3 separate regions of the Homo sapiens genome follow, and regions 1 and 3 are each linked to region 2. The links are chromatin contacts, found by Hi-C or POLR2A ChIA-PET in ENCODE. All regions are on one chromosome and are shown on one strand. The core of a region is the stretch at or near the end of the contact, and the rest is flanking DNA. Distances in the headings are between cores, read along the strand shown. Region 1 holds the start of ZNF430 (zinc finger protein 430). Region 2 holds the start of ZNF254 (zinc finger protein 254). Region 3 holds the start of ZNF85 (zinc finger protein 85).

Region 1 (3,742 bases), core at 686-3,185, 3.1 Mb after region 2:
TGTGCCCAGAGAAGATACAAGGAGAAGAAGCACAGAGAGTTTTTACAACACAGTGTCAGGGGATTATTCTTTGCTTTCTTCACATGGGAAATATTTACAAACAGATAACAAATCTTATTAAAAGCACCATTTAATACTTTGTCAGAAAATAACTAATTAAAATACGGTGTAAAAAATGTACACTAAAGGACAAATAGGTGATAATGTGAATTAGGTAGGAAAAGTTGGCATTTGGGAACGCCAGAAAGAACTGGAAATTTAGTATCTTACTGCAAGCCAGAGTGAGGCTGGAGAAATGGGGGACGGGGGTTAGACTTAAGACCCTGCTTGGGACACAGGTGAAAAATGCAGCAGAAAATCAGTTCCCCGTGGAGTGTGAAAATAATTGAGTGGCAGGCAATTAGACTGAGGTGTCTCTAGACCCTGGGTTCCTACTTTTAAAAAGATCTAACGTGGCTGGGCGTGATAGCTCACGCCTGTAATCCCAGCATTTTGGGAGGCCAAGGCAGGCGGATCACCTGAGGTCAAGAGTTCGAGGCCAGCCAGGCCAACATGGTGAAACCCCGTCTCTACTAAAAGTACAAAAATTAGCTGGGCAGGGTGGCAGGCGCTTGTAATTCCAGCTACTCAAAAGGCTGAGGCAGGAGAAGCTTGAACACAGGCAGCGGCAGAAGTTGTAGTGAGCCGAGATTGTGCCACTGCACTCCAGCCTGGGCGACAAGAGCGAGACTCCATCTCAAAAAAAAAAAAAAAAAAAAAAAAAAAAAATCTAACTCAGGCGCATCGTTTTGAAAATTACTACATTGAAAGACACAAAATTCAGGCTTAATCAACTGTATACTGCCAATTAAGGTCTGATTACACAACCAGAAAATTTTCACCTTTATTGTACAAACTAAGAAACTACATAACGGTACCTAACCAATTACTGAATTTGGCTTTCTTCATCATGCACCTTATAAAAGTCTTTCCTTCAAGCCCCGCCATGAACAACAAATTACAAACCACAGCTGGGTGCTCAACAGTTTTTTAATCACTCTTTGATTAATTTCTTTAATATTTTTGTGGTGACTTCTGTACATTTTTTTTTTCCGAGACGGAGTCTTGCTCTGTTACACAGGCTGTAGTGCAGTGGCGCTATCTCGGCTCACTGCAATCTCCACCTCCCAGGTTCAAGTGATTCTCCTGCCTCAGTCTCCCAAGTAGCTGGGACTACAGGCGTGTACCACCATGCCCGGCAAATTTTTGTATTTTTAGTAAAGACGGGGTTTCACTATGCTGGCCAGGCTGGTCTTGAACTCTCCTGACTTAGTGATGCGCCCGCCTCGGCCTCCCAAAGTACTGGGATTACAGACGTGAGCCACCCCTCCCGGTCTGTACATTTTTAATAGGAGAAAAGAGGAACTAGGAACCCAGGACCAAAGTTCTTCCCATTCATGAACTCGCACCCCAAGTCAGGATTCTCCCGTGACGATTCTCCCGTGACGATCCTCCCGTGGTCCCTGCACAGTCTGGGAGAGACGCGGCGCTGCGGATGCAGAGCTGCCCAGAGAGGGCTCCAGGCCAGGGCACAGTCACTGCGCAAGGAAGAGACGGGACGTGCTGGGGCCCGCCTGTCAGCGCAGCCGCCATCTTAAGGCTGATGGGGACTGAGGCCCAGCTGGGCAAGAACTCGGGGCGCAGATTGTGCAGCTGACTGCCGGGAGGCCTGAGTCCCGCCACAGCCACTTCCCACCCATTACAACCAGCCCCTCCCCTCTCTGGGGATGTCGGACCCGGCACTCTCACCATTTCTAGGCTTCCAGGGGTTCCTGGCGTCTTAGCTGTAGATCTCCCAATACCTGCGGGTCACAGGGCCACAGAGCCTGGACCTCTAGGAGCAGAGGACACAGAGCGCTGAAGACGAGACCTGGAGCTCAGGCCACAGCGAGGGACAAAGGCCCCGCCAAACCCGGAAGCCGCCCTGTCCGCTTCACCTGCGTGCCTGATTGGACGGTTCCCTGCCTAGCGTCTCTGATTGGATAACATTTAAATCCCCGCCCCCTCAGGCCATGATTGACGGAAGATGTGATGAGATGCGGGGCTGAAAGAAGAGTGACAGCTTGGGCTGCATCCTTCTCTGACAGGGCTTCCTCCCTGAGCTGAGCCAGGCCCACCCCAGAGGTTATTTGCATTTAACCTTGTGTGTAAGGTCATATGCATTTATAAATAATATATGGGGCCGGTCACGGTGGCTCACGCCCGTAATCCCAACATTTTGGAAGGCTGAAGCGGGCAGATGACCTGAGGTCGGGAGTTAGAGACCAGCCTGACCAACATGGAGAAACCCAGTCTTTATAAAAAATATAAAATTAGCGGGTTGTGGTGGCCCATGTGTGTTATCCCAGGTACTCGGGAGGCTGAGGCAGGAGAACCGCTTGAACCTGGGAGGCGGAGGTTGCGGTGAGCCGAGATTGTGCCATTGCACTCCAGCCTGGGCAACAAGAGCACAACTCTGTCTAAAATATATATATATATATATATATATATATTTATTTATATATATTTATTTATATATATTTTTATATATTTATTTATATATATTTTATATATTTATATATGTATTTATTTATATATTTATATATTTATATATTTATTTATATATATTTATATATATTTATTTATATATATTTATATATATTTATTTATATATATTTGTATATATTTATTTATATATATATTTATATATATTTATATATTTATTTATGTATTTATATACATTTATATATATTTATATATATTTATATTTATATAATTATATATATTTATATATTTATATATATTTATATATATATTTATATATTTATATATATTTATATTTATATACTTATATATATTTATATATTTATATATATTTATATATATTTATATATTTATATATATTTATATATTTATATATATTTATATATAAATATTTATATATTTATATATATATATTTATATATTTATATATTTATATATATATATTTATATATTTATATATATTTATATTTATATATTTATATATTTATATTTATATATTTATATGTATATATTTATATATATTTATATTTATATTTATATATTTATATTTATATATATTTTTTATATTTATATTTTTATATATTTTTATATATTTATATATTATACATATTTATATTTATATATATTTATGTTTTTATATATATTTATATTTTTATTTTTATATATTTTTATATATATTTATATTTATATATATATAGTGGCTATTCAAAAATGAAAAGAATGTAACAATAATTATTTTAAAATTTCAGATTTTATGACCTTCCCGGCTAAAGGAGGCAGCCTCAGATTTTAAAAAGATGGTAATCTTCTGAAATAAAATGTGAGCCACATGTGAATCTTAAATTTTCTAGTAGACAAACTTGAAAAAGAAACAAGGAACAGGTTGAATTGATTGTAACAATTTAACCCAATATGTCCATAATATTATCATTTTAATGTGTGAGGAATGTGTAATTATTAATAATGTATATAAACATTTGAAACTAAATCTTTGAAACTAACTCTGTATTTTACCTTTCTAGCACATCGCAGTTCAGACCAGCCACATTCCAGTCACTCAGGAGGCACACGTGGCCAATAGCTGCCACATTGAAGTTCAGCTCTGATGTCAGGGGGGTGAATGAACTGAACATCCCTTTTCTGCCAGAAGTGAAGGCAGAGTCTCTCCCTACCAATATCT
Region 2 (3,486 bases), core at 182-2,681:
TACCCTAAAGGACAAATAGATGATAAAGTGAATTAGGGAGGGGACATTGGCATTTGGGAATGTCAGACAAAACGGGAAATTTAGTATTTTCCTGCAAGCCAGAGTTAGGCTGGAGGAATAGGGGATGAGGGGTGGACTTGAGGCCCTGCTTGGGATACATGTGAAAATTTCAGGAAAAAAGCAGTCCCCTGTGGAGTGTGAAAATAATTAAGTGGCAGGCAATTAGATTGAGGTGGCTCTAGTCCCCGGATTTCTACTTCTAAAAAAAAAATCTAAACTCAAGAGCATTTTTTGGTAAATTACTACATTAGCGGAAACAAAATTCTTGCTTAACCAAGAATAAGCTGACAATTAAGCTCTGATTACATAACCAGGATATTCCCACCTTAAATGTAAAAATTAAGAAACGAGGCTGGGCACGGTGGCTCACGCCTGTAATCCTAGCACTTTCGGAGGCCAAGGTGGGTGGATCACCTGAGGTCAGGAGTTGGAGACCAGCCTGGCCAACATGGTAAAACCCCGTCTCTACTAAAAATAAAAAAATTGTGGTGGCGGGCGCCTGTAGTCCCAGCTACTAGGGAGGCTGAGGCAGGAGAATCGCTTGAACCCAAGAGGCGGAGGTTGCAGTGAGTCGAGATCACACCACTGCACTCCAGCCTGAGCAAAAAAGTGAGACTCTGTCTCAAAAAAAAGAAAAAAAAAAAAAAAAAACGACAACCTAGATTGCTGTACCTAGCCAATTATTGAATTTGGTTTTCTTTATCATGAACCTTGTAACAATCTTTTCTTCAGGCCCCTTCCATGGACCACAAAAGTACAAACCACAGCTGGGTGTGGTACAATTTTTGAATCATTCTTTTATTAAAGTATTTAATATTTTTGCAGTGACGCCCATAAATTTTTAATGGGAAAAAAGAGGGCCTGGGAACCCCACAGACCAAAGCTCTTCCCGTTCATGAACCCGCAACCCGAGTCAGGATTCTCCCCTGACGACCCTCCCCGGGTCCCTGAACAATCTGGGAGAGACGCGGGGCTGCGGGTCCACAGCTGCCCAGAGAGGGCTCCAGGACAGGGCACAGTCACTGCGCAGGGAAGAAACAGGACTCCTGGGGGTCTGGCTGTCAGCGCAGCCGCCATCTTATTTCTGAAGGGGACTGAGGTCGAGCTGGGCGCAGATTGTGGAGCTGACTGGGGGGAGGCCTGAGTCCCGCCACAGCCGCTTCCCACCAGTTCCAACCAGCCCCCTCCCCTCTCTCGGGATGTCGGACTGGCATTCTCACCATTTCTAGGCTTCTAGGGGGTCCTGGCATCTTAGCTGTGGATCTCCAATACCTGCTGGTAACAGCGCCACAGAGGCTGGGCCTCTAGGAGCAGAGGACACAGAGCAGTGAAGACAGACCTGGGACTCCGGCGACAGCGAGAGACAAAGGCCCCGCCATATCCCGGAAGCCGCTTTGTCCAGTCCAGCTGTGTGCCTGATTGGACAGTTCCCAGCCCAACGTCCCTAGTTGGATAACGTTTAAGGCCCCGCCTACTCAGACCCTGAGTGATAGAAGATGTGATCACACCCTAGGCTGAAGAAAGAGTGACAGCCTAAGCTGCAGCCTTATCGGGCAGGGCTTCCTCCCTGAGCTGAGCCAGGCCCACCCCAGAGCATGGGAAAATTCTATATCTTTTTTGCTCTCTCTCTTTTTCAATGTATTCAAAATGTGAACAAACATATTTTATGTATATTAATAATACATATAATTTTTGTTCAAGAGAAAATCAACTTTTACTTTAGTAATAATGTATTATCAGCACTAAAGCTAATTTGATAAACCGTTATAAGTAAATCCATCAGCTGGGCGCGGTGGCTCACGCCTGTAATCCCAGCACTTTCGATGGCCAAGGCGGGCGGATCACATTAGGTCATGTGTTGGAGACCAGCCTGACTATCATGGTGAAACCTCATCTCTACTAAAAATACAAAATTAGCTGGGCGTAGTGGCACGTGCCTGTAATACCAGCTTCTCGGGAGGCTGAGGCAGGAGAACTGCTTGAACCTGGGAGGTGGAGGCTGCAGTGAGCGTGGATCGCGTCATTACACTCCAGCCTGGACAACAAGAGTAAAATTCCGTCTCAAAAAAATAAAAGAAAAAAAAATTAGCTGGGCATGGTGGCGCACGCCTATAACCCCAGCTTCTCGGGTGGCTGAGGCAGCAGAATTCCTTGAACCCGGGGGGCTGAGGTTGCAGTGAGTCAAGATCCTGCCACTGCACCCTAGCCTGGGCGACAGAGCGAGACTTTGTCTCAAAAAATAAAATAAAATAACAAAAATAAAGTCCATCAAATTTGTCTTTTTGACCATTCTAGATTTTTATACATATTTTATGATCTCTTATACTTTTTTTTATTTTTTATTTTTTGTCTAGACGAAGTCTAGCTCTGTCGCCCAAGCTGGAGTACAGTGGCGCCATCTTGGCTAACTGCAACCTCTGCCTCCTGGGTTCAAGCGATTCTCCTGCCTCAGCCTCCCGAGTAGCTGGGATTACAGGCGTGCATCACCAAACCTGGCTAATTTTTTGCATTTTTAGTAGAGACGGGGTTTCACTATGTTGCCAGGCTGGTCACGAACTCTTGGCCTCAGGTAATCCACCCGCCTCAGCCTCCCAAATTACTGGGATTACAGGCGTGAGCCATCGTGCCTGGCCATTTTTTAAATTTTTATGTTGTATTTTAATCTACATTATTTTTATATTTTCAATTTGAAACAACCTTTAAATAATTTCAAAGTAGACAAAATGTTTCTAACTTTCTTCATCAAAAGCATATTTTGCTTTTGTTTATACACTGTTTTTTTATTTCCAGGAGAGGCTTGCTCTTTCGCCCAGGCTGAAGTGCAGTGGCGCAATCTTGGCTCACTGCAACCTCCGCCTCCCAAGTTCAAGCGATTCTCCAGCCTCAGCCTCTGGAGTAGCTGGGACTACAGGTGTAAGCCATCATGCCCGGTTTATTTCTGTATTTTAAGTAGGGACTGGAATTTGCCTTGCTGTTCAGGCTGGTCTCAAACTCCTAAGCTCGAAATGATCCACCTGCCTTGGCCTCCCAAAGTGTTGGGTGTTGGGATTACAGACGTGACCCACTGCGCCTGGCCTTTGTTTATACACTCTCTATAAAAAAATTGTTTTACACCTAGAAATCTTAGTTTTTATATATATATATATATACCCTTAACAAACTAATTTTTAGTGAAACCCCTAGGAAGTAATTTTGAACTGTTTTGTATCAATATTTGTAGATAAAAAATTTTATGTTTTTTAATAAAAGACGTTTATTCAAATTTTCTGTTAAGTAACAGATCTAAATATAGTTAGCTTTTCTATATCATGTTAAAAAAAATTCTGGGCTGGGTGCAGTGGCTCACGCCTGTAGTCCCAGCACTTTGGGAGGCCGAGGTGGGTGGATCACGAGGTCAGGAGTTCAAGACCAGCCTGGCCAATATGG
Region 3 (3,813 bases), core at 232-2,731, 3.2 Mb after region 2:
ATAGTGCCATCCAATGTTTTGTGGAAGAATTATTAATTGAAATATAAAATGTACAATAAAGGACAAATAATTGATAATGTGTATCAGAGAGGGGAAGGTGGCATTTGGGAATGTCAATGACACTGGAAATTTAGTATTTTACTGTAAATCAGAGTTAATCTGGAAGAACAGGGAGTAAGAAGTAGACTTGAGACCCTGCTTGAGACATATGTGAAAAATGCAGGGGAAAAGAAGTCCCCTGTGGACTGTGAAAATGATTCAGTGGCAGGCAATTAGACTGAGGTGGCTCTAGTCCCTGGGGTCCTCCTTTTTAAAAAAATCTAACTAAAATTTCATTTTTTAGTAAATTACCACATCGGGGAAAACAAAATTCAGGCTTAACCAACTATAAACTGCCAATTAAATTCTGATCACATAACCAGAAAATTGCCAACACGATCGTACAAATTAAGAGACTATATAACTGTACCTAACCAATTACTAATTTGATTTTTTTATCATGCACCTTATAAAAGTCTTTTATTCAAGCTCCTCCCATGGACCACAAACTACAAACCATAGCTGAGTGCTCTACAATACTTGAACCACTTTTTAAGTTCTTTAATATTTTTGCGGTGACTCCTATACATCTTTTTTTTTTTTTTTTGAGACGGAGTTTCACTCTTATTGCCCAGGCTGGAGTGCAGTGGCGCGATGTAGGCTCACTGCAACCTCCGCCTCCCGGGTTCAAGCGATTCTCCTGCCTCAAACTCCTGAGTAGCTGGGATTGCAGGCGCGCGCCACGACGCCCGGCTAATTTTTGTATTTTTAAAAATTGAGACGGGGTTTCACCATGTTGGCCAGGATGGTCTTGAACTCCTGACCTCAGATGATCCGCCCGCCTCGGCTTCCCAAAGTGCTGAAATTACAGGCGTGAGCCACCACGCCCGTCCCCCCATACATTTTTAACAGAAAAAAAGAGGAACTGGGAACCCCACAGCCCAAAGCTCTTTCATGAACCCGCACCCCGAGTCAGGATTCTCCCCTGACAACCCTCCCGTGGTCCCTGCTCAATCTGGGAGAGACGCGGTGCTGCGAATGCAGAGCTGCCCAGAGAGGGCTCCAGTCCAGGGCACAGTCACTGCGCAGGGAAGAGACAGGACGCCCGGGCCGGCTGTCAGCGCAGCCGCCATCTTATGGCTGGAGGAACTGGGGCCGAGCTGGGCAAAAAGAACTGGAGCGCAGATTGTGGAGCTGACTACAGGGAGGCCTGAGTCCCGCCACAGCCGCTTCCCACCGGTTTCAACCAACCCCTTTCCCCCTCGGGATGGCGGACCTGGCACTCTCACCATTTCTAGGCTTCCAGGGGGTCCCGGCGTCTTAGCTGTGGATCTCCCAATACCTGCAGGCCACAGGGCCACAGAGGCTGGGCGTCCACGAGCAGAAAACACAAAGCAGGGAAAACAAGACCTAGAGCTCAGGCTGCAGCGAGAGACAAAGGCCCCGCCACATCCCGGAAGCCGCCCTATCCGCACCAGCTGCGTTCCTGATTGGACGGTTCCCAGCCCAGCGTCTCTGATTGGATGATATTTAAGGCACCTTCTTTTCAGGCCCTGAGTGACAGAAGATGTGATCAGATGCTGGGCTGAAAGAAGAGCGAGTGACAGCCTAGGCTGCAGCCTTTTCAGACAGGGCTTCCTTCCTGAGCTGAGCCAGGCTCACACCAGAGAGTATTTGCCCTTACCTTGTGTATCAATTTATATGCATTCAAAAATAATATATTATATGGCTATTCACAAATGAACAAAGTATAACAACAATTGTTCTAAAATTTTAGATTTTATGACCTTCCTGTATTCTGGTCCTTTGAACAGGCAATCCTCTGAAATAAAATGTGAGTCACAGGTGAATTTTAAATTTTCTAGTAGCCAAACTTTAAAAAGAAAGAAGAAACAAGTGGAATTGATTGTAGCAATTTATTTAACCCAATATATTCAAAATATTTTCATTTTAATATGTGAGCAATATGTAATTATTAATGAAATATAAATACATTTGAAACAAAATCTTTGAAACTAATTCTGTATTTTACCTTTCTAGCACATCGCAGTTCAGACCAGCCACATTCCAGGCACCCAGGAGCCACACATGGCCAATAGCTGCCACATTGAAGTACAGCTGTGATGTCAGTGGGGGTGGAGGGCCTGAACACCCCTTTTCTGCCACAGGTGAGGGGACAGCCTCTATTTATCAACGTCTCTTTTCAGTTCCGAGGGTGAAACAAATAGTGGCTATAGAAAAAGCTGATGGCAGCAGGAATAAATCACAGGTAAACCACTGCTTACCACCTGTTGCCCATCTTTCTTTCAGAGATCAGACAGTGAGCAAAGGATGATGGGCCACAGGAGAAAAAAAACTATGTCTTCAGATCTGTTCACAGTCTTGACCTTTAATGTTTACATAGGAAGAAAATAGATTAAAGGCAAACTTATTTTGCTATTTGACCTCGACTCTAATGTTCAGGCTGTGGTTACCTGTTTTCTTCTGTGGTGTGGGAAACTGAGTGAATATAAGCACAATCACATGCATACATGTCCACATGTATTTCGGCATTTCTTTTTTTTGAGATGGAGTTTCACTCTTGTTGCCCAGGCTAAAGCGCAATGGTGTGGTCTTGGCTCACTGCAACCTCTGCCTCCTGGGTTCAAGCAATTCTCCTACCTCAGCCTCCCGAGTAGCTGGGATTACAGGCATGCACTACCACGCCCGGCTAATTTTTTGTACTTTTAGTAGAGACGGGATTTCTCCATGTTGGTCAGGCTGGTCTTGAACTCCTGACCTTAGGTGATCCAACCGCCTTGGCCTCCTAAAGTGCTGGGATTATAGGCATAAGCCACCACCCCTGGCCATATTTCTGCATTTCTCAACATTATCTTACAAGACATCTAACTTTAAATCGGGAAAAATATCAGTACTTTTATGGTGCCCAATGTTAGAAGGTAACTAGTAATCAACCTGTTATTAAATCTTGGCATTCTATCTGCACTGGGTGCACATATTAGTTAACTATGGCAGCATAATGAACCATCCAAAACTGATTTGCTCATAATTGAAATGCTCAGCCATTTAGGCTGGGCTCAGTGGGGCCATTCTTCTGTTCTCAGCTGAGCTCCTTCAGACATGTATCATGAGCTGCTCATTGACTAGGAAAGCAGCAGCTGTGCTTGTAGAGGTGAGCTTCTGCTTCTGGGACTGTCAACAGGGATACCTTACTTCTCCTCTTCATAGTATCTTATACTCCAGTTGGCTAATATGGGCTTTTTTCTTTTCTTTTTTTGAGACGGAGTCTCGTTCTGTCGCCCAGGCTGGAGTGCAGTGGTGCGATCTCTGCTCACTGCAAGCTCCACCTCCTAGGTTCAAGTGATTCTCATGCCTCAGCCCCCTGAGTAGCTGGGACTACAGGTGCCCACCACCACACCCGGTTAATTTTTTTGTATTTTGAGTAGAGACGGGGTTTCACTGTGTTAGCCAGGATGTTCTCGATCTCCTGACCTCTTGATCTGTCCATCTTGGCCTCCCAAAGTGCTGCGATTACAGGCACCAGCCACCGTGCCTGGCCTAATATGGGCTTTTTTTCATGAATATGGCAGCATTCTGAAAGAAAAACAGAAGCAGGCCGGACATGCTGGCTCATGCCTGTAATTCCAGAACTTTAGTAGGCCAAGACAGGTGGATCACATTAGGTCAGAAGTTTGAAACGAGTCTGGCCAACATGGCGAGACCTCACCTCTACTAAAAATACAAAAATTAGCTGGGTGTGGTAGCATATACCTG

Evidence for each region. A loop is a pair of places that touch in the nucleus more often than their neighbours do. ChIA-PET counts read pairs that join two places held with the same protein, here RNA polymerase II (POLR2A). Pooled maps may share reads with other maps.
Region 1: a loop to region 2 is called in a map of chondrocyte, with 8 times the contacts of the local background. The contact joins the promoter of ZNF430 here to the promoter of ZNF254 in region 2. A Hi-C loop is called at or near these places in 1 of 168 maps with a recorded cell type or tissue (chondrocyte) and 4 of 50 pooled maps. POLR2A ChIA-PET finds 5 or more read pairs at or near these places in 1 of 52 experiments (naive thymus-derived CD8-positive, alpha-beta T cell).
Region 3: a loop to region 2 is called in a pooled map, with 7 times the contacts of the local background. The contact joins the promoter of ZNF85 here to the promoter of ZNF254 in region 2. A Hi-C loop is called at or near these places in 1 of 50 pooled maps. POLR2A ChIA-PET finds 5 or more read pairs at or near these places in 2 of 52 experiments (CD4-positive, alpha-beta T cell and OCI-LY7).

The regions. Positions count from the first base shown.
Region 1 is chr19:21,018,850-21,022,591 of GRCh38, reverse strand. ZNF430 (zinc finger protein 430) reads right to left here and starts at 1,935. Exons shown (of 5, transcript NM_025189.4): 1 at 1,789-1,935. The coding sequence starts at 1,791. RefSeq lists enhancers at 1,060-1,651, 1,652-2,245.
Region 2 is chr19:24,085,132-24,088,617 of GRCh38, reverse strand. ZNF254 (zinc finger protein 254) reads right to left here and starts at 1,431. Exons shown (of 4, transcript NM_203282.4): 1 at 1,281-1,431. The coding sequence starts at 1,310. RefSeq lists enhancers at 1,056-1,145, 1,206-1,255, 1,306-1,385.
Region 3 is chr19:20,920,919-20,924,731 of GRCh38, reverse strand. It overlaps ZNF85 (zinc finger protein 85), which reads right to left and starts at 1,481. Exons shown (of 4, transcript NM_003429.5): 1 at 1,329-1,481. The coding sequence starts at 1,331.